Linked DNA regions of Homo sapiens: region 1 is linked to region 2. The links are chromatin loops, found by intact Hi-C in ENCODE. Cell type or tissue: endothelial cell of umbilical vein. All regions are shown on one strand. Links, peaks and the distances in the headings refer to the core of each region. The heading gives the core; the rest is flanking DNA. Region 1 has its middle 170 kb from the start of ARL4A. Region 2 has its middle 220 kb from the start of ARL4A.

Region 1 (10,027 bases), core at 1,860-6,859, 53 kb before region 2:
CAAATGGCTGCCTCCTCAGATGGCATAGAGCAAAGAGAAATAGCTCTCTGGTCTCTTTATCCCCTTCTAAGGGCACTTATCTCATTCCTGAGGGCTCTACCCTCATGACCTAATTGAACTTCCAAATACCATCACATTGGGGAATTTAGGCTTTAATACATATATGGTTGGGTTTGGGGTGAGGAACAGAAATATTCAGATCATGGCACTCTTTCTGGCTTCAGTGGGCACTGCAGCTCTGCTTCTGGCCAGCTGCCTGTGGGCTACAACTGCCTACCCAGACCTTGTCCTTGACAACTAGGGCAGACCCTCAGAGGGGTTTCAGCAGGGTCCACACTTAACAAACAAAAATAAAAAGTGCTCTCTAACTTTGCTCTAAATTTGCACATGCAGAAAGGGTTCTTATTTGTGTAGTACATTGGGGGAAAGGGAAAAAGCCTATTATACCCAGAACGGACCAGCCTGTGAGCTGTAAGCAATTTAGGCCTACTCGTCTTCACAGGAAACCTCAGGGATTCAAGCAGTAACATGCCCTCACCAAACCTATAGAACAGAGTGGATAAACCTGGCTTTCTAGTTCTGCTTCTGCCTCTTCAATAGCTTCATGACATGGGTCAAAACAGCTTCAATAGCTTCAAAATAGGTTCAGTAGCTTCAAAAATATAATCAATATTTGAGGAAAGCAATATACAACATAAATCAACTTCCTATAGAACATCGTATTTAAGCCTTACTATCTTATGAGGTTAACCCTCCTAGGAGGTTGCTAAATCTAACTGATAACCTTTAGGTTAAATGGCTTGTGTAAGGGCACAGTTTATTAAGTTTGGGGATTGTATTCTGAATCAAAATCATCTGAGTCCAATACAGATTTCCTTGTAAATAATATATTCCTTAATGTGGATACCTCCCTGCTTTCTGCCTCCTGCTTTTAATTGTGATAAAAATATGTAACATTAAATTTACAATCTTAACCATTTTTAAGTGTACAGTTTATCAATATTATGTTCACATTGTTGTGCAAAAGATGTCTAGAACTCTCTGATATTGCAAAACTAAAACTCTACACCATTATACACCAACTCCGCCTCTCCATTCTCCCCCAGCCTTTGGCAACGACTTTTCTCTTATGTTTCTATGATTTTGACTACTTTAGATGTTTCATATGAATGGAATCTCATGCACTCAATCATACAGTATTTGTCCCTTTGGGACTGGCATATTTGCTTATCATAATCTCCTTAAGGTTCAAATATGTTGTAATTCATATTACATAACATTTCACTGTATGTATACACCACATTTTCTTTAGCCATTCATCTTTCGGTAGACCTTTGGGTTGCTTCCTTTTCTTGGCTATTATGAATAATGTGGCAATAAAAATGGGTGTGCAAATATTTATTGGATTCTAATTTGAGTTCTTTTGGATATGCACCCAGTAGTGGGATTGCTGGGTCATATGGTAATTCTATTTTCAATTTTTTGAGGACGCTTCATATTGTTTTCCTCCGCCCTTTAAAATAGGATGTAATAAACAATTTATAAGGACCATCCAATAAAAAAATTATCAGTCCCTTTATGATTCCTTTTTGCCTTTTTTTATTATAATGGCAAAGTGATCATTTTAATAACATGTATCATTTTTTCTTACCTAGGGTAAGAATGTATCATTTATTACTTACCTAGGGTTAATGGAAGAACTTAAGTTTTAATGTTTATTATCCATTCCGTTACTGCTTTCAGCTCAACAGGAATATGGAGAAACACTTATTAAATATTAACTGACAAACTGCTTTTCTTTCTTTTCAAAACTTAGTCCTCAGAATTATGCTGAAGAGATGCTTTGTAGAAGGAATTGGAATAATTTTAATAAATAATTAAATATCTTGAAACAAATAATTTTTATTTTCCTTGGGTATAAATATTTATTTTGCTTGGTTATAAATCATATAATATTTTAAAGAAAAATATTTTTATTTCATATTTTTATTTCTCTTGTTTGCATTTCTAAATCTGATAGAAGTTATTAAGGCAGATAAATTATTACTGTTGAACATGTTGTTACTATGGTTTCAGATCTACCATTTTTTATTAATTGATCCCCAATTTGAGGATAAGCCTATTTTTTTTTTTTCAGTTGCAAGATTTAATAGAGTGAAAACAGAGTTCCCATACAAGAGGAGGGGACCCAAAGGGGGTTGCCCCTCCCTGCTTGAATGCCTGGGGTTTGTATCCCAATCATTGTCCCTCCCACTGTGCTCTCAGATGATAGATGATTTGAGTATTTCTTTACCTCCTGTTTTAGCCTAATTGGTATTTTAGTGAGCCCTCTTTACTACCTGATTGGTTGGGTGTGAGCTGAGTTACAAGCCTCGTGTTTAAAGGTGGGTGCAGTCACCTTCCCCAGCTAGGCTTAGGAATTCTTAGTCAGCCTAGGAAATCCAGCTAGTCCTGCCTCTCAGTTCCCCCTCTCAACAGGAAAACCCAAGTGCTGTTGGGGAGGTTGGCCGACGACTGCTGTAACTGCTTCCTGCAGAATTGGGGCATAGTAGGGGTTGTGCAGTTGAGATTTCCTTGGGAGGGGTGCCTTCAATGTCATTAACATCGGAGCATGGGCTAGCAGGCCGGTCCAGGGGTCTGCGGTAGATCTTAGTCATGGACTGCATCTGGGGCTCTATTTGAAGAACAATTTGTAGTTTTACAGCTTCGATCTGGAAGAGACAAACTTAACAAGGAGGTTAAAGATACAGGGATTGAAATGTCTGGCCTAAAGTGCAGGGGATTATTTCTTTGGCACACTTCACGGGCCCTGACTATCTACTTCATAGTTTTGAAAAGGCCTGGTCCAGTTAATAATGATTTGGCAGGATGAGCCTATTTTTCTTTAATAATTTATCTCTATTTAAACTACCAGACATATAAAAAGTCACAGCATGTAAATACAGCCTACTACAGACACCAAAGTCACATATTTTAGCCAAATAATCCTTGATTTTTTTCCTCTCTCTTTATTGATCTAAAAAATGAAATCAGTGATAAGCCCCAAATAACAAAATCTTATAGGGATTATAGTTATAATCTCTATATATTAGTGTTATATATAGTGATACTATAACACCTCTCTATATACAGAGGTGTTATAGTATCCCCCAACACCTCTGTATTTCTTTTTCTTTTTTTTTTTAATGAAGGATATTTGTTTAAAAAGATAAGAATAAGCACTAAGAAAATAGAAATCTGGCTAGGTGCAGTGGCTCACGCCTGTAATCCCAACACTTTGGGAGGCCAAGGCAGGCAGATCACCTGAGGTCAGGAGTTTGAAACTAGCCTGGCCAACATGGTGAAACCCCGTCTCTACTAAAAATACAAAAATTAGCCAGGCGTGGTGGCACATGCTTGTAGTTCCAGCTACTCAGGAGGCTGAGGCAGCGGAATCACTTGAACCCGGGAGGTGGAGGTTGCAGTGAGCCAAGATCATGCCATTGCACGCCAGCCTGGGTGACAGAGCGAGACTCCATCTCAAAAAAAAAAAAAAAAAAGAAGGAAAATAGAAATCTATTGCTTCCATACTGTGAGGTGGGGGCGGGGGGGGGCGATCTGTTAAGAAGCTAAAGAAGAAAAATATGTGGATTTCCCAGATATTTTCCATAACCCCCATTAAACACATGCAAAATTCTGCGCATGTGTAGGAGAGGGGGCAAATGTGTGTATTTTAGGAAGAAGAGGCTCCATAGTTTATGTGAAATTCTCAAAGGCTTTTTTAACCCCTCAAAAATTTAAGAATCACCAAACTATAGATAGCTGTGCAAATTATTGTTTGATTATCAAATGCTAAACAACATTTAATTATTTTAAATTATCCCCTTCAAAATGATTAATTAGGGAATAATGATTTAGTTTTTCTTCATGTTATTTATTATTAGTTTTTACTTGTGGTCAGTTGAGGCACCAAGAGATGCAAGGCAGTGGGAGGTGGGAGGGGAAGTTAGAGGGGTATCCATTAGCTTCTCATAAGTCATGCCAAATAAATAAGTGAAATAAAATGCATTTGTTTGATATGAAAATTCAGCTTGAAGACAAGTCTGCTTATCTTTCCTTTCTACTAGAACATTCTCCTACGCCCATCTATCTAGGAATTTCTGGAGCTGCCAAAGTAGTAATTAGTGCTAGCAATATTTAAATTTACTTGAATTGCTCCCTAAAACCATAATTGCTTGTTTTTGCCTGTATCTGTCTTTTCACGAACATTTTGAGTTTAGCTCTGTCTTACATTCCCATCCCTAAAGATCATCAGGACTTTTGTTTTCGTGACAATGCTGGGACCAGATTGGCCTTCATCATCTCATAACACCCTTATTTCCTATGGAAAAGTAAAATTGAATTATTCCAGATATGATGACTTTAGGATATCCTTTTCCCTCTTGTACATCCTTCATTGTATTTGTGTTTTCCCTTTGGTCTCCAACGTCCCCACCACCCCCAATCCCTCCACGACTTTTAAGCCCTTGGAAGCCAACTTGATTAGTCAGGTTCTCTAGGGAAATGGAACCAATAGGATATGTTTATTTATTATGTATTATAAGGAATTGGCTCCTGTGATTATGGAGACTGGCAAGTTCAAAATCTGCAGAGCTGATGTTTCTGTTTGAAGGCCCCCAGGCAGGAGAACTCTTTATTACTCTGGGGGTAGGCCAGTTTTTTGTTCTATTCAGGCCTTCACCTAATTGGTAAAGCAAAGTATTCCTAAACGTAGATAACTTCTGGACCACTCACCTTATGGAGAGCAATTTGCTTTACTCTGTCTACCAATTTAAATGTTAATCTCATCAAATAACACCTACACAGAAACACACAGAGAATGTTTGCACAAATATCTGGGCACCCCATGGCCCCGTCAGGTTGGCAAATAAAATAATTCATCACCCAACACTTTCTTTTTGTTTTTTGAGACAGAGTCTTGCTCTGTCACCCAGGCTGGAGTGCAATGAGGTGTTCTTGGTTCACTGCAACCTCCAGCTCCTGGGTTCAAGTGATTCTTGTGCCTCAGCCTCCCAAGTAGCTGAAATCACAGTTGTGCACCACCACACCCAGCTGATTTTTTGAATTTTTAGTAGGGACAGGGTTGTGCTATGTTGGCCAGGCTGGTCTTGAACTCCTCAAGTGATCTGCCCGCCTCAGTTTCCCAAAGTGTTGGGATTACAGGTGTGAGTCACTACACCTGGCCCACACAACACTTTCAAAAAATCTGTTTTATTTCCCTTTATAGGCTTTCTTGTCCCAGATCTATCATTAGAAGAATACTTATTACTGAATGTTTATTAAATAAACACAAAAGAGTTGGGCTAAACCCTGAAACTAGAGCATTTTCCCTGCATTTCAGAGTATGTCTTCTACTTTTTCAGTATAAAAACCAAAAGAAGGAGGAAGTGGAGGGCAGGGGTTTTGGTGCAGGGGAGAGGCAGGCCATGAGCTTTACAGAGTCACACACTGAAAGTGAGCAGCACCTAGTATCAGTGGAGATTCTTTTTATTTTATTTTATAGATAGTCTTGCTCTGTGGCCTAGGCTGGAGTGCAGTGGCATGCAGCCTTGACCTCCTGGGCTCAAGTGATCCTCCTGTCTCAGGCTCCTGAGCAGCTAGGACTATAGGCACATATCACCACATGTGGTTTTTTTTTTTTTTTTTAATTTTTTGCAGAGATGGGGTCTGCTATATTGCCTAGGCTGATCTCAAACTCCTGGCCTCAAGCAATCCTCCCACCATGACCTCTAAAAGTGCTGGGATTACAGGTGTAAGCCACTGTACTTGGCCCAGCAGAGATTCTTGAAACTTACTCTCTCATGGTGGTTGCACCTCCAAAAAAGACACTACCTAAGTTACCTACTCTCCCATGGAGCGGGGTTTCTGGCTCAGTAATGCTCTCTCTTCTCTTATAAGCTCCCCTCAGGAAATGTCATGTCAGAATAAAAAGTACAGATTTTTACATTCAGTTTTGTAAGAATCCCTTTTCCTTCCTTTGCCTGATTAATTTCTCTTTTCATTCAATTGAAAAAATTTCTCAAGACAGGATTAGAGTTTTTCTTTCTTTCTTTTTTTTTTTTTGAGATGGAGTCTCTCTCTCTTGCCGCCCAGGCTGGAGTGCAGTGGCACGATCTCAATGCACTGCAACCTCCCCCTCCCGGGTTCGAGTGATTCTCTGCTTCAGCCTCCAGAGTAGCTGGGATTACAGGTGACTGCCACCATGGCCGGCTAAGTTTTGTATTTTTAGTAGAGATGGGGTTTCACCATGGTGGCCAGGCTGGTCTCGAACTCCTGACCTCAGGTGATCCACCCACCTTGGCCTCCCAAAGTGCTGGGATTACAGGCATGAGCCACCATGCCTGGCCTCCCTTCTCCTTTCTTTAGATGAATTATTTTTACAGTACTAGTTGTTCTACTTAGTCAGTCTTCTATGTTTCTTTAATTTTTTTTTTTTTTTTTTTTGAGACGGAGTCTCGCTCTGTTGCCCAGGCCGGACTGCGGACTGCAGTGGCGCAATCTCGGCTCACTGCAAGCTCCGCTTCCCGGGTTCACGCCATTCTCCTGCCTCAGCCTCCCGAGTAGCTGGGACTACAGGCGCCCGCCACCACGCCCGGCTAATTTTTTGTATTTTTAGTAGAGACGGGGTTTCACCTTGTTAGCCAGGATGGTCTCGATCTCCTGACCTCATGATCCACCCGCCTCGGCCTCCCAAAGTGTTTAATTTTTATTTTATTAATAACAGAAGAGTAGGATTGCCTTTATTTTTAGTACTTCTTTCTAAGGGAGGTGGATGTTTATAGTAGTTTGGAATAAGTGAAAGTATTGAGTATAGTTGTGGCTGGTGCTAGGGCCCACCCAGTTACAGGGCAGCTGTACAGTTTTCAGAGAAGGGAGATGGTAGACAGGATGAACATCCTCCCCCTCACCCCAAAGTATCTGCCTAAGGGAATTAGTAAAATTCCCAAAAACACGTCCTTTTTGCAGTGACTTGAAAATTCAGATCCTTGAGGTCATGAAATTCTGGCACACACATTACTGTACTTTTCTGAATGACTGCTGTCTTTATAAAACTCCACTTTTCAGGAGAGTTTTGGAGTACAAGTCATTTTAACTAGAATTTGCTGTAGAATTCCATAATGGCAAGGCCACTCCTCAATTAAATCTATTTATTGACTCAGGTCATACCTCATTCACCTTAGTAGTAAATAAAGTGAATGCTATTTATTGATTGATTTATTTATTTATTAGAGACATGGTTTTTCTCTTCACCCAGGCTGGAATGCAGGGGCATGATCATGGCTCACTGTGGCCCTGACCTCCTGGGCTCAATTGATTCTCCCACCTTGGCCTCTGGAGTAGCTGGGACTACAGGTGCACGCCACCGTGCCTGGCTAATTTTTAAATATTTTTGAAGAGATGAAGTCTCCCTATTTTGTCCAGGCTCGTCTTGAACTCCTGGATCAAACAATCCTCCCCCACCTTGGCCTCCCAAAGTACTGGGATTACATGCATGAGCCAATGCACCCGGCCCCAAATTTATTTATTTATTTATTTATTTATTTATTTATTTATTTATTTGGAGATGGAGTCTCACTCTGTTGCCCAGGCTGGGGTGCAGTGGTGTGATCTTGGCTTACCGCAACCTCTGCCTCCCAGGTTCAAGCAATTCTCCTGCCTCAGCTGGGACCACAGACACGCGCTACATGCCCGGCTAATTTTTGTATTTTTAGTACAGATGGGGTTTCGCTATGTTGGCCAGGCTGTTTTCAAACTCCTGACCCTTGATCTGCCTGCCTTGGCTTCCCAAAGGGCTGGGGTTACAGGAGTGAGCCACCGCACCTGACCCCAGATTTATTTTTGAAGAATTCTTTCATCAATGAGAAACACTGCAACTCATTTTTATAAGTTATTATATTAAGTAAACAGAAGGACATTCACAAGAGCTAAATATACTGTCTTACTGCCCAAACACAATTATAGAGTAGCTTCTTTTCTGCAAACACAATAATTAATTCAAATTAAGCTCTTGGCGAGTCTTTCCAACTTGACTCTATCACATGAAATGTTATTTTCATATATTCTAAAGAGGCTCAGATAAGAAAAGAAAGATGAATTATATTTTAGAATGTACTACTTTAAAGCTCTAAGCCCCTACTGTTAGCAGTTCTGTGCACAATTCTTAAATATATAAATCAGTTAATTTTTATAAATGTAGACTCCTATGTAACCACCATACAGATCTGTATCTGTTGATCAATATCAATATGGAATATCTCCAGCACTTTAGGAGGCTGTATCAATCGTTAGTTACTCCTACTAGCCGTATATAAAAGTTCCAGTGGCTCTATATGCTCACAATTGCTTTGTATTGTTATTTTTATTAAACATTCCATTGTGTATTGATAACTAATTATAGTTTTAATTTCCATTTCTCTGATGATTAATCTGTTAAGTACTTATTATATGGTTATTGGCCATAATACCAGTTATCTTTTATAGACATCAGTACTCAAACATTTCTTTTGGCCTTTAGTTTCTTACTATCTCTTAAGATTGTTGCCATTTATTTACTATTCTTAGGCTAAACCTAGTTTTGCTAAATGTAGAAATCACTTCAAGATTCATCCTCTAATATCCCAGAGTGTAGGAGTTGAAGTTTCAGAATGGAAAATCTTGTCTTTACGCTTGTGGTCTTTTAATAGGTTTTTTCTTTTTTGAATAGGAGGCTTAGATATAATTAAACTGCCTATCTTTTGATGCTAATGACAAGCACACACAAAGAAACAATTTACGTTGTTTTGTTTTCTCAATATCAAATTGAGAATTCTGTCAATTAAAAAATTTGTGTATATATATCAATTTAATACATATACATATATATAGTGTGTATATATACATATATATATATATATATATATATGTCCATTTAAGCTTTATAAATTTGTCAATTTATAAAGCCTGAAATAGGACAAGTTTTCCTTGCAGTGGTCTTGGTTTTCAGTCACCACACCTTGGAGAATGGAATTTAAAATGTCAGAGAACAGGGGTTGGTATTAGAGATGTCACATTACTTTTCACTATCATGGTTAAATGCACATTATTAAGATTAGAATGTGTTGCTTTCTGACATAAAGAGTTCCCATAACTAAATGTATTGAAGCAGAAACTAATGGCCATTTGCCAGATAACAAGAATGAATTTTTGCATTTAGTTGTAAGAGACGTTTTATTCTAAGTTTCCTTTTAAACTATAAGGTAATTTAAGCTCACTATACGGGAATTCTTCTTTATGACACAAGAATATCAATTACATGCCTCTTAAAGATACCTTCATGACCATTAGCTCACTTGATCTTAACAAGTCTGAAAAATAGGCTGTTAACATTTTTATTCCAATTTTATGGATGAAGAAAATAGAGCCCTAAAATTGTTCCATCTGGCTCGCCTATAAAGTGGCAGAGCCTGGAATAGGACATCGTTTCCCTGGCACTGGTCTTGGTTTTCAGTCACCACATCTTGGGGCTGGAATTTAAAACCCCAGAGAACAGGGATAGCTTGTTCACAGGTGCGAGAGCTTGCTCACATGCTCTTTGTCATATATGTATATGAAAAACACACACATATATATATATGCATATATTCATTTGGAGGATTTATATGAGATGAAATATATAGTATGAGATGTGATCATGTGCAGAATATGATGTAAGGTGAAAATTACAAAGTGGTAGCTCCAATAAGGTTTGAGTTTACATGAGTGTCTCGGGGTTTGAGAGATCCAACTGATGAAGAAATACATACTGTTAAGAGAGAATCAGTGCAAAAGTTGATATTGTTAGGTGAATGACAAATTGTGAGCATCCCATTTGTCATGTATTGTGGCGGAGAGTGAGACAGAAGGAGAAGTTTGACTATGTACTTGTAAAATTCTTGGTACACACATTCTACATGCCATTTTCCAAAGTTTAGGGAGAATATAAACATTAGCAACAAGTCTTTAAAAGCAT
Region 2 (10,027 bases), core at 1,838-6,837:
GCTATATTTATTTATTAATTATGTCTCTGGGATAGAAGCTATATTCATAGAGCATATTGTGTCAAATAATTTATGATATTTTTAGAAGACCTTGTACTTCTAAACTGGGCCTACGTTTTTCTGCTTCAACACTTTTATAATTTTATTTTACTACAAATATATGTATACACACACACTTGATTTTAGGCAGTTCAGCAGCAAGAACTGGGCCTTTGGAGTCCGAAGAATCCTTGTTCAAATCTTTATTATCACTATCTGGCTATGTAACTTTGGATATATGACAGTGCTGAATATTTTTTAGGCTCTCTTTCTTGTAAAGCAGTGGTAAAATACCTACTGTGTTATGAGGATTAGTTCAGAGCTGGAAACGTATGGTTTTCCAAAGTAACTGTTATAGCTGATAGATAGAGAGAGAGATAGATACATAAATAGTAGTTTTAATTAAGATAAAATTGTATTAGGTTGAAAAATAAGTTCTATAGAAAAGCAATCACTGGATGTTCTCACTTATAAGTGGGAGCTGAATAATGAAAACACATGGACACAGGGAAGGGAACAACACACACTGGTGCCTGCTGGGGTGGGGGTGCAGGGAAGGAGAGCATCAGGAAAAATAGCTAATGGATGCTGGGCTTAATACCTAGGTGATGGGTTGATTTGTGCAGCAAATCACCATGGCACGTGTTTAAGTATGTAACATCCTGCACATGTACTCCGGAACTAAAATAAAATAAAATAATTTCTAGGTTTCAATTATTTATAGCTTTAATAACTTTACTTTGATAGTGCCAATATGGAAAGACATGGAGCAAGCTATATTCTTCAGATGTGTAAACCAAGAGAAGCTCCCCAACATGCTAAAAATGGTAGCAAATTTGAAACAGTAGTTTTTAAGTAAGTCACACTTGCTTGACAGATGGCTTAGGCATTGGCCATGTTTAAGTTTAAACAATCCAATTTCAACCTGGCGGAATTGAAAATATAATAATAGAGCTGGCTGAGAAAATACAACATCCTCATTACATCATGAAAAACAACCCCTTTAGTTATAAAATAGATCCTTACTATTTCCTTTGAAAAAGGACAAAAAGAAGTAGAGCAGAGAACAACTAATTGGATTTTTGCACATGCCTTTGTTTATAACGTGAACAGTCGTTAAGCGGTTTCACAATTTTGCTCATGCAGAGTATTAAACGTGTTTCTTAAGTAAACTGGGGCAGCTGGGAAGGGAACTGCTACGTATATTTATACTCAAAGCTGGAAAACACATGATGTTCAAAATATAATGAAGTGTAATTTTTCTGCCTAGCTTTGAAAAGTTTTGGGACTAATACATGAAAAATTATGTTGATTCTTTTTCTGCCTATGAATGTAGAGTAATAGTATTGCACTTGACCAATCTATATGATTTTAAAGAGGGAATTGATGATTTTATGTAATAGAGCATCCTATATACTGTGCTTACAAGAGTCTCTTAGTGATTACAGATGTTTAGCATACTAGTGCAGTGGTCCTCAAACATTAGCATGCATCAGAATGATCTGTAAGGCAATGTATTGAAACACAGTTTTTATTGAAATATGCTGCTAGAGCCAGTAGATAATCACATACAAAATAATGCAGTTGTACCCTAACCTCAAATCATACACAAAAATTAACTCAAAATGAATTAGAGATTTAAGTATATGGGCCGAAACTAAAAAAAGTATTACATTTAGAATAAACTAGTGACTGTGGTTTAGACAATAGCTTCACAGATATGACACCAAAAGCATAAGCAGCAAAAGGCAGAATAGTTAAATTAAACAACAACAACAAAATTTAAACATTTGTATTTCAAAGGACACTATAAATAAAGTGAAAAGACAGCCAACAGAATGAGACAAGTTTTTGCAAATAATATATCTAAGGGACTTGTGCTAGAATAAATAACAATTATAATTCAATAATAAAAAGACATGTAACTCAATTACAAATAGGAAAATGACTTGAATACACATTTATCCAAAGAAGATACACAAATGGCCAGTAATCATATGAATATTTGACATTATTACACATCAGGGAAATGCTCTTCAAAACCATAATGAGAAATCGTTTTAAACCCACAAGGATGTTGAGAATCAAAAAGTCAGATAACAACAAGAATTGGCAGAAATATGGAGAAATCAGAACTCTCATACACTGACGGTGGAAAGTTTCTGTGGAAACTACAATGGTGCAGTTTCTATGGAAAACGGTTTCGCATTTCCTCAAAAGGTGAAACACAGAATTACCATATGATTCAGCAATTTCATGTTTAGATATATACCCAGGAGAAATGAAAATATATGTCCACACACAACTTGTACATAAATGCACATAGCAGCATTGCTCATAACAGCCAAAAAGTTGAAACAACCTAATCATCCCTCAATTGATGAACGGCTAAATAAAATGTGGTATATCCATATGATGGAATATTATTTGACAATTAAAAGAACTGAAGTACTTATTCATGCTGAAACATAGATGATCCTTGAAAATATTATGCTTAATGAAAAAAGTCAGTCACAAAAGACCACATATTGTATGGTTCCATTTATATTAACTGTCTAGAATAGGCAAATCTGTAGAGTCAGAAAGTAGATTTGTGTTTGCTTAGGTATGGATGGATCAAGAAATGAAGGTGTGATGGCTTAAGGCATGCAGAGTTGTTTTCAAGTAATAAAAATGTTCTAAAATTAACTGTAGTGGTGGTTGTACAATTTTGTGAATATACTAAAAGTCATTGAATTTTACACTTCAAGTGGAAAAATTGTATGGCATATTAAGTACATCTCAAGAAAGCTGTTAAAAAATACGCTGAGTGCTTGAGTTCACCTCTGTTACCTCTGCATTGGTATATGTGAGAGGGAAATTGAGACTTCACATGTCTGGCAAATTCCCAGGTTGTTACCACAGATGCTGATCCAGAAACCATACTTTGAGAACAACTGCAGTGGTGCTTTACAGCCTTGCCTGCTTATTAGAATCACTGAGAAGCCTGGAAAAAATCTGGATTCCTAGGACTACGACAGTCTCTCTGGCGTGAGGCCCACGTAACTTTCTAAAGCTCTCCAGGTGATTCAAACTAATGTTCAATAAAGTTTGGAACCTCTGACAAATAGGTTAACACTAATAGTTGTGGGAGGGGACAAGAGCCCTACTACAAGTAGGTGCTTTATACCTCTCAATATTCTAAGTAAGAGAATTAGCTTTAAGTGGAAGTTAAGAAAATAATTATCAATTCCAATACCATATTGACAAAAAAGTTGATCTTCCAATTCTCACAGCGAGCATCAAAATATCTCAAATCCATGAGAAGCAAGATTTCTCTGAAAAAAAAAAGAGAAAAATATCAAATTCAAATGAAATCCAACACATTCTTTTTTTTTTTTTTTTTGACAGTCTCTCTCTGTCACCCAGCCTGGAGTGCAGTGGTGCGATCTCGGCTCACTACAAGCTCCACCTCCCGGGTTCACGCCATTCTCCTGCCTCAGCCTCCTGAGTAGCTGAGACTACAGGCGCCCACCACCACACCCGGCTAATTTTTTTGTATTTTTAGTAGAGACGGGGTTTCACCGTGTTAGCCAGGATGGTCTTGGTCTCCTGACCTCGTGATCTGCCTGCCTCAGCCTCCCAAAGTGCTGGGATTACAGGCATGAGCCACCATGCCCAGCTGAAATCCAACATGTTCTTAAAGGTTCTCCATATTATTTTCATTGTATCTCAGGTATTTTTTCATAAATATCTAAGATCCTACAGAGACTTTTTCTCCCTATGTAAGTGCTCCTGCACCAGAACATTGTGTAATTCTGCTGATTTTTCCCCTCTTCTCATCATAAAAACAAATATACACCTCCTTCATTCACTAACAATGACAACAAGAAACAAAGCTGTTATTAAAAGTAATGGGAAAAATCACAATTACTTTTGAACCAATCTAATACTATCATGGCCATTATCATAATTTCCCAGATGTTCAACCCAGGTAAGTAGCACAAACAAAGGTTAGTCACGGTGTACAGGCAGGGACTCACTTGGTCTGGAAGTGGTAAGCTGGAAAGCCAGCTCAGGCAGCAACAAAATTCAAGAACATGGGCATGAGGTAGGGTTTGGCACTCAAAGCTAGCATAAAGGAACAGTCATGAAATGACATTTTGACATGCAGACTTTGAGCAAAACTAGGGCATAAACACTGATCCATGGGAGATTCTGCCAGCCCTCTGCTCTGGTTTAAGAAGCATTTCTCTTGTGGGTTACCAGGAATAAGCAAGACTCAGCTCTGTAGTTGCAGATGAGTGCAGTAGGAGGTCAAGTGCTCTGGAGAGTCCCCTGGTTTCCCAAAGCCCCTCTTAGCCCCACCTGAACCTGAAGTTTGAGTAAAAATGAGCTGGATGACGAGTGAAGATTAGAAAGGAGGGCCAGGGTGAGAGTGTATATAGTGTGGTTTGGCAATAAAGGAAGAGGTATAGGCAGACATGAGTCAAGAGAAAACATAGTAGTTTATAGCGGGGTGTCCAATCTTTTGGCTTCCCTGGGCCACATTGGAAGAAGAATTGCCTTAGGCCACACATAAAATACACTAACACTAATGATAGCTGATCAACTAAAGAAAAGAAAAAAAAAAAAAAATATATATATATATATATATATATATATATATATATATATATATAATCTCATAGTGTTTTAAGAAAGTTTAAGAATTTGTGTTAGGTTGTGTGGCCCGTGGGCAGCGGTTTGGACAAGCTTGTTTTATGGGGACAAACAGAAGTCCAGTTTTCCTGAAGTTTAGAATTCAGAGGGGCAATGGTCAGATACCCACACATGAGCCTCCATTAGATAATGGAACAGAGAATTATCCTCAAGCAGTTTTCTCCCAGTCATTACATTTTATCCTAAGTGATCTATCCTTATGACCAGTTTATAACACTTACTGTTTATATGCCATGATTTAATTGCCAATTATACAGTGCTTTTTTCTGATTATTTCATATATTCTCCTTATCTCTTTAATTAGTTTATAATCTAGCCAAGGATGGGAAAATTTTTCATATTTTTGCACAGAACTAATCTCAAGCCGGGCGAGGTGGCTCATGCCTGTAATCCCAGCACTTTGGGAGGCCGAGGCGGTGGATCACGAGGTCAGGAGATCGAGACTATCCTGGCTATCACGGTGAAACCCCATCTCTACTAAAAATACAAAAAATTAGCCGGGCTTGGCGGCGAGCGCCTGTAGTCCCAGCTACTTGGGAGGCCAAGGCAGGAGAATGGCATGAACCCGGGAGGCAGAGATCATGCCACTGCACTCCAGTCTGGGTGACAGAGTAAGACTCTGTCTCAAAAAAAAAAAAAAAAAAAAAAAGAACTAGTCTCAAAACTGAGCATATGAGAATTAATTTAAAAATTTTTTGAGCCTTCTCCTTCAGCCTCATGCAGACTATCCTCTAGTACTTTGCACTGTGACCTCCCTATCGCTCCTCTGGCTATATTTATTAAATAAGAGATGAGCACTTAAGCAGCTTAAGTAGGTGCTTTGTCTGAGGAATTGGAACAAAGACCAAGAGACAGCCAAAATTACGAATATATGTCAGGAATTGTAGCATGTAAAGTTGGGAGTATGGTATAGGCATACCTAGTAGGAAAAGGGAGAAATGGCTAAAGCCCATCTACAGAGAAAGAGAAGAGAAGGTGATGAACTTCTAGTTTAATTAGTTTTGTTTATAGATGTCCCATAAGATTGAGTTAAATTATTGCCTCGGGTCCTTGAACTGCTTCTTTAGCCTTGAAATAGACCCTGCCTCCTCACCCTCTCATACCCCATCTTAAAATTTGTTATTAAAAGCTAAGTTGATTTGGAACTCTTAGGCACTTTTGCCATAGGAAATGAGAAAATGGGACTGGATTACCTGGATGCTGTTTGAGATCCCAGGAAGCCATAGCCCATAATCAGTTAATAGATGGCCAAAGGTGTGGATCTGAGTCACTCACTTCTCAGACAACTCTATGAATATTTTGTCTCCATTCTACAATGAGGCTCATGAAATTTTCTCATAGTGAATACATTCAAATTCCCTTTTATGGCATCAATTGTAAGTGGAACATGGTGGGACTAATTGTTAAATCAACTCCTTTGGTGAAGTAAGAGCTGAGTCAGATCTTGGTCATGATTTGCGAACTTCACATCCTTTGTCTTCCCTCCAACAATTAAAATTTTTCCATCCATATTTTTTCAAAATTGAAAGTTAATATATTATCTGGAACTTTGTTATTGTATGTGATTTTGAAATTTTAATCTTATATTCATTCATTAACTCTCCCAATTTGCCAGGAACTGAGGGGATTCCTGAATGCAGGCCTTCTCAGGGACCTAGGAAGGTCCCTAAGGATTCAGGACAGCTGGTAACCCCAGGACTGGAGTAGCTGTCATCTGGTCCAGCCTTTCCATTTTATAGATAAAGTAACTCACTGGTTCTAGTGCTTAAGCATCTATAGCAGAAAAGCCTGGACTGATCTCAAGGCTCTCAATCTCTGGCTGACTGCTCCACGAATTCATTACATTGTACTTCTTGAGGCTAGATATGGACACCTTTGCACCCACTCATCACAGCTCCTCCCTCTACCAAATGCTTCCGTGATTATGCTCATTACATTGTTGTGGAATGGATGAAAGAAGAATCTTTAAGTAAATGGATTAAATGCTGTACTGTTAGTATGTATAAGCAGAATTTTCATTATAAAACACCAAATCTGCATGTAAATGGTATATGTCCATTTGAAGGTTAAAAACTAACAGATGTAACTAGTATCAGATCCATCTAGGTTTCTTGGGCCTGGACATTGTGTAGAAGAAATTTGAGGGAAATTCAGGGATTATATCACAAATTTAAATCTAGATTATTAGAAAAGTACAGTTTAGAGTTGTAAGAGTCCCAATAAAGGTGAAGTATGTAATACCCCTTTCAAATGGTTATCCAGTTTGTTCTTCAGTATTCATTGGAAAGCTTACCTCACCAACTTCCAGTGTAAAAATTCTATTTTGGGGTAATACATTGGGACATTTATTTTTTTCAACTGAATTTGTTTCTCTCCCTAAAGTTTCCATCCACTGACCCTTGAAGCAAAAGGTAATACATCTTATTTCTTCTCAGTACAAGACTTTAAATAGCTAAAACCACTAATTTTCATATTATTCTCAATGTTTAACTTCATTAATCTTTAATCCTAATTCAAGGAATATTATTTTATTTTCCTTTCCAACTCTTACTTTCATTTTTGAAACATATTCTAATGTGTACACAATACTTTTGAAATGTGCTCCTCATACCTCATGTCAGATTTACTCTGATCTTTCCTGATACAGTATTTTTTTTTTGTGAAATCTAAAACTAGATAGCTTTGTTTTGTAATCACACATATTGTTGATCTGTTGAGCTTACTATGAGGTGAAAACGTTAACAGTTTATTGGAAGGACAAGAATATTTATATAGACATGTTTCCTGCCTTTCTTTTCCTCCAGTTCTCCAAAGAAGATGATCTTTTCTTCTTATTCTTTTCTAAGGAACATCTTGCTTTGTTAGACAGGCTCTTCTTGTTTTGTGATGGTGAATCAGAGAGCAGGCAGCGAGTGCCAGGGCCAGGTGGGCAGTAAGAGGAGGTTACAAAACTTGGGGACAGAAGGTGGCATTTTACAGAATATAGAGGATGAGAAGAATAAGTAGGTATTAATAGTCTTAGCAGTGGGAGTAGAGAAGTGTGTTTCAGGGAGTCAACAGTGGGAGTAGAGGAGTATGCTTTAGGGAGTGAAGGTTTGGTACTGAAGCAATTGTGTGAGTGAGAACAAGTGAGTGGGGGAGGAAAAAATAAGTGGATCCTAAGAAGTATTGCTGGGGAGAATTGTTTATGACATTTAAGAAATACTACTAAAGGACTTTGGTTATATTGAAATTAATGGGGACTCTATTCTTGTGATTTGGATGTTACTCTAGTACTGACTCAGAAGGGTGAAGGCTTAAAAGAATTGCCTATGTATTTGCTGGGCACAGTGGCTCATGCCTGTAATCCCAGCACTTTGGGAGGCCAAGGCACGTGGATCACCTGAGGTCAGGAGTTCAATACCAGCCTGGCCAACATGGTGAAACCCCATTTCTACTAAAAATACAAAAATTAGCTAGCCATGGTGGCACATGCCTGTAATCCCAGCTACTCCGGAGACTGAGGCAGGAGAATCACTTGAACCTGAGAGGCAGAGGTTGCAGTGAGTCAAGATCATGCCACTGCGCTCCAGCCTGGGCAACAGAGCAAGACTCTGTCTCAAAAAAATAAAAAAAAAAAACAAAAAAAAGAATTGCTTATGTAATTAAACAATCCATGCTTTACAAAGTATAAATATACATGCTTTACAAAGCTATAAATACATATATTTGTGTCTTACCCAGAGAGGTTAGGTTACTTGCCCAAGCTTACACTGCCTCACTGTACTTTCAGAGCAACTCAGTGCGTGAGAATATGAGACCCTGATAGTGGAGGAACTATGCCCTGTGAATGATACTGGAGGGGTAAGTCTAGGCCCATTTCTGCTCACGGGAGCTGGCCTAGGAGGAAGCTGGGAGACCTCTGATGGGGCTTTCTTCTCTTACATCTTGGCTAGCCTTCTAATATGGGCTTTGCGTTAAGACAAACACGTTCACACATGCACATTCTCTATCCTGAAAGATTCCTTCCTTCCTTCCTTCCTTTCTCTTTTCTTTTTTTTCTTTTTTTTTCTTTCTTTTTTTTTTTTTTTTTTGATAGAGTCTTACTCTGTCACCCAGGCTGGAGTGCAATGGCACAATCTAGGCTCATTGCAAGCTCTGCCTCCCGGGTTCAAGTGATTCGCCTGCCTCAGCCTCCTGAGTAGCTGAGATTACAAGCACACACCACCACACCCAGCTAATTTTTGTGTTTTTTGTAGAGACGGGATTTCACCAGGTTGGCCAGGCTGGTCTCCAACTCCTGACCTCAGGTGATCCACCTGCCTCAGCCTCCCAAAGTGCTGGGATTACAGGCATGAGCCACTACGCCCAGACTCTCCTGTAGGATTTTGAGACTCTTAGTAAACATATGTTTTAAAAGATATGTAATGGAATAGAAAATATCCTGTCAAATATGATTATTTTAAGAAATTATTAATGTTTGGAATCTTTTATCTGTGAAGACCATCCTCTTTTCCTTGCTTCCTTTCACATTTCAAAGCCTCTTGAAGATGATGAGAATTCAAAGCTATGGTTTATACATAGAATAAGCATGAAATATATGTGAACAAGGTATAAAGATGTGAAATAGGTATAATCATATGTGAAATAGGTATAAAGATGATAAATACTACATGACATGTAAATTAGTAAAATGATGAGTACAGTGGTTTTCCTCAAGTGCTTGAAGGCATTTCTCTGAAAGGAAGGGGGAAAATTGGCAAGCTGATTTCATCTTGAAAAAGCTTTCTAAGAAGTTTAACTCGCAGAGACGCAAAGAGATTACAGAAGCACATGAACTATGCCTGACCTCACCTTCCATTACTGCCTAAGTTACTGACTGTTGGTTGACCAGTGGGTCACTATGGGAGAAGAAAAGCACTGATGAAAGGGTCAGAGGTCATTCTCCTGTTATTTTGCTTGCATGTTAAATTAATATCTAAACTGACTTTGCACAGGAACACAGCAAGGTCCGCTGAACTCTATAAGTTCTTAATTTAGAACCCATATTTTGCAAAAGTCTTGTGGATTAATTTTTTTTGCTGTTCCCTATATTTGTTACATTGGTTGTTTGTAAAGAAAAATTATTTTATCTAGTAAAGTTATTTTTAAATGAGTATTAGAAGACCCGAAAAAAGTGAGGTGTGGATGTGTGTGGCAAGTTCACTTTTTAAATGAAGAAAACAGAGAAAACAAAAATACTGTAGGAGGGGCTATATTTATGGTTGGTATTTGTTGTTGTTGTTTATTTTTCAGAAGCAGAAGCTCC

What was found. Peaks named below come from ENCODE experiments on the same cell type or tissue, not always from the same donor. Only the 100,000 strongest peaks of a DNase experiment are listed, where the experiment ranks them.
Region 1: a loop joins it to region 2, with 6 times the contacts of the local background. A loop is called at or near these places in 1 of 110 quality-filtered maps.

What each region holds. Positions count from the first base shown.
Region 1 is chr7:12,850,813-12,860,839 of GRCh38, forward strand. No RefSeq gene overlaps it. Among named protein-coding and RNA genes, the nearest start is that of ARL4A, 170 kb to the left of the region's middle. In endothelial cell of umbilical vein, for the core only: no CTCF peak of the experiment used is centred there; a DNase peak (open chromatin) is centred at 4,419.
Region 2 is chr7:12,903,604-12,913,630 of GRCh38, forward strand. No RefSeq gene overlaps it. Among named protein-coding and RNA genes, the nearest start is that of ARL4A, 220 kb to the left of the region's middle. In endothelial cell of umbilical vein, for the core only: no CTCF peak of the experiment used is centred there; no DNase peak of the experiment used is centred there.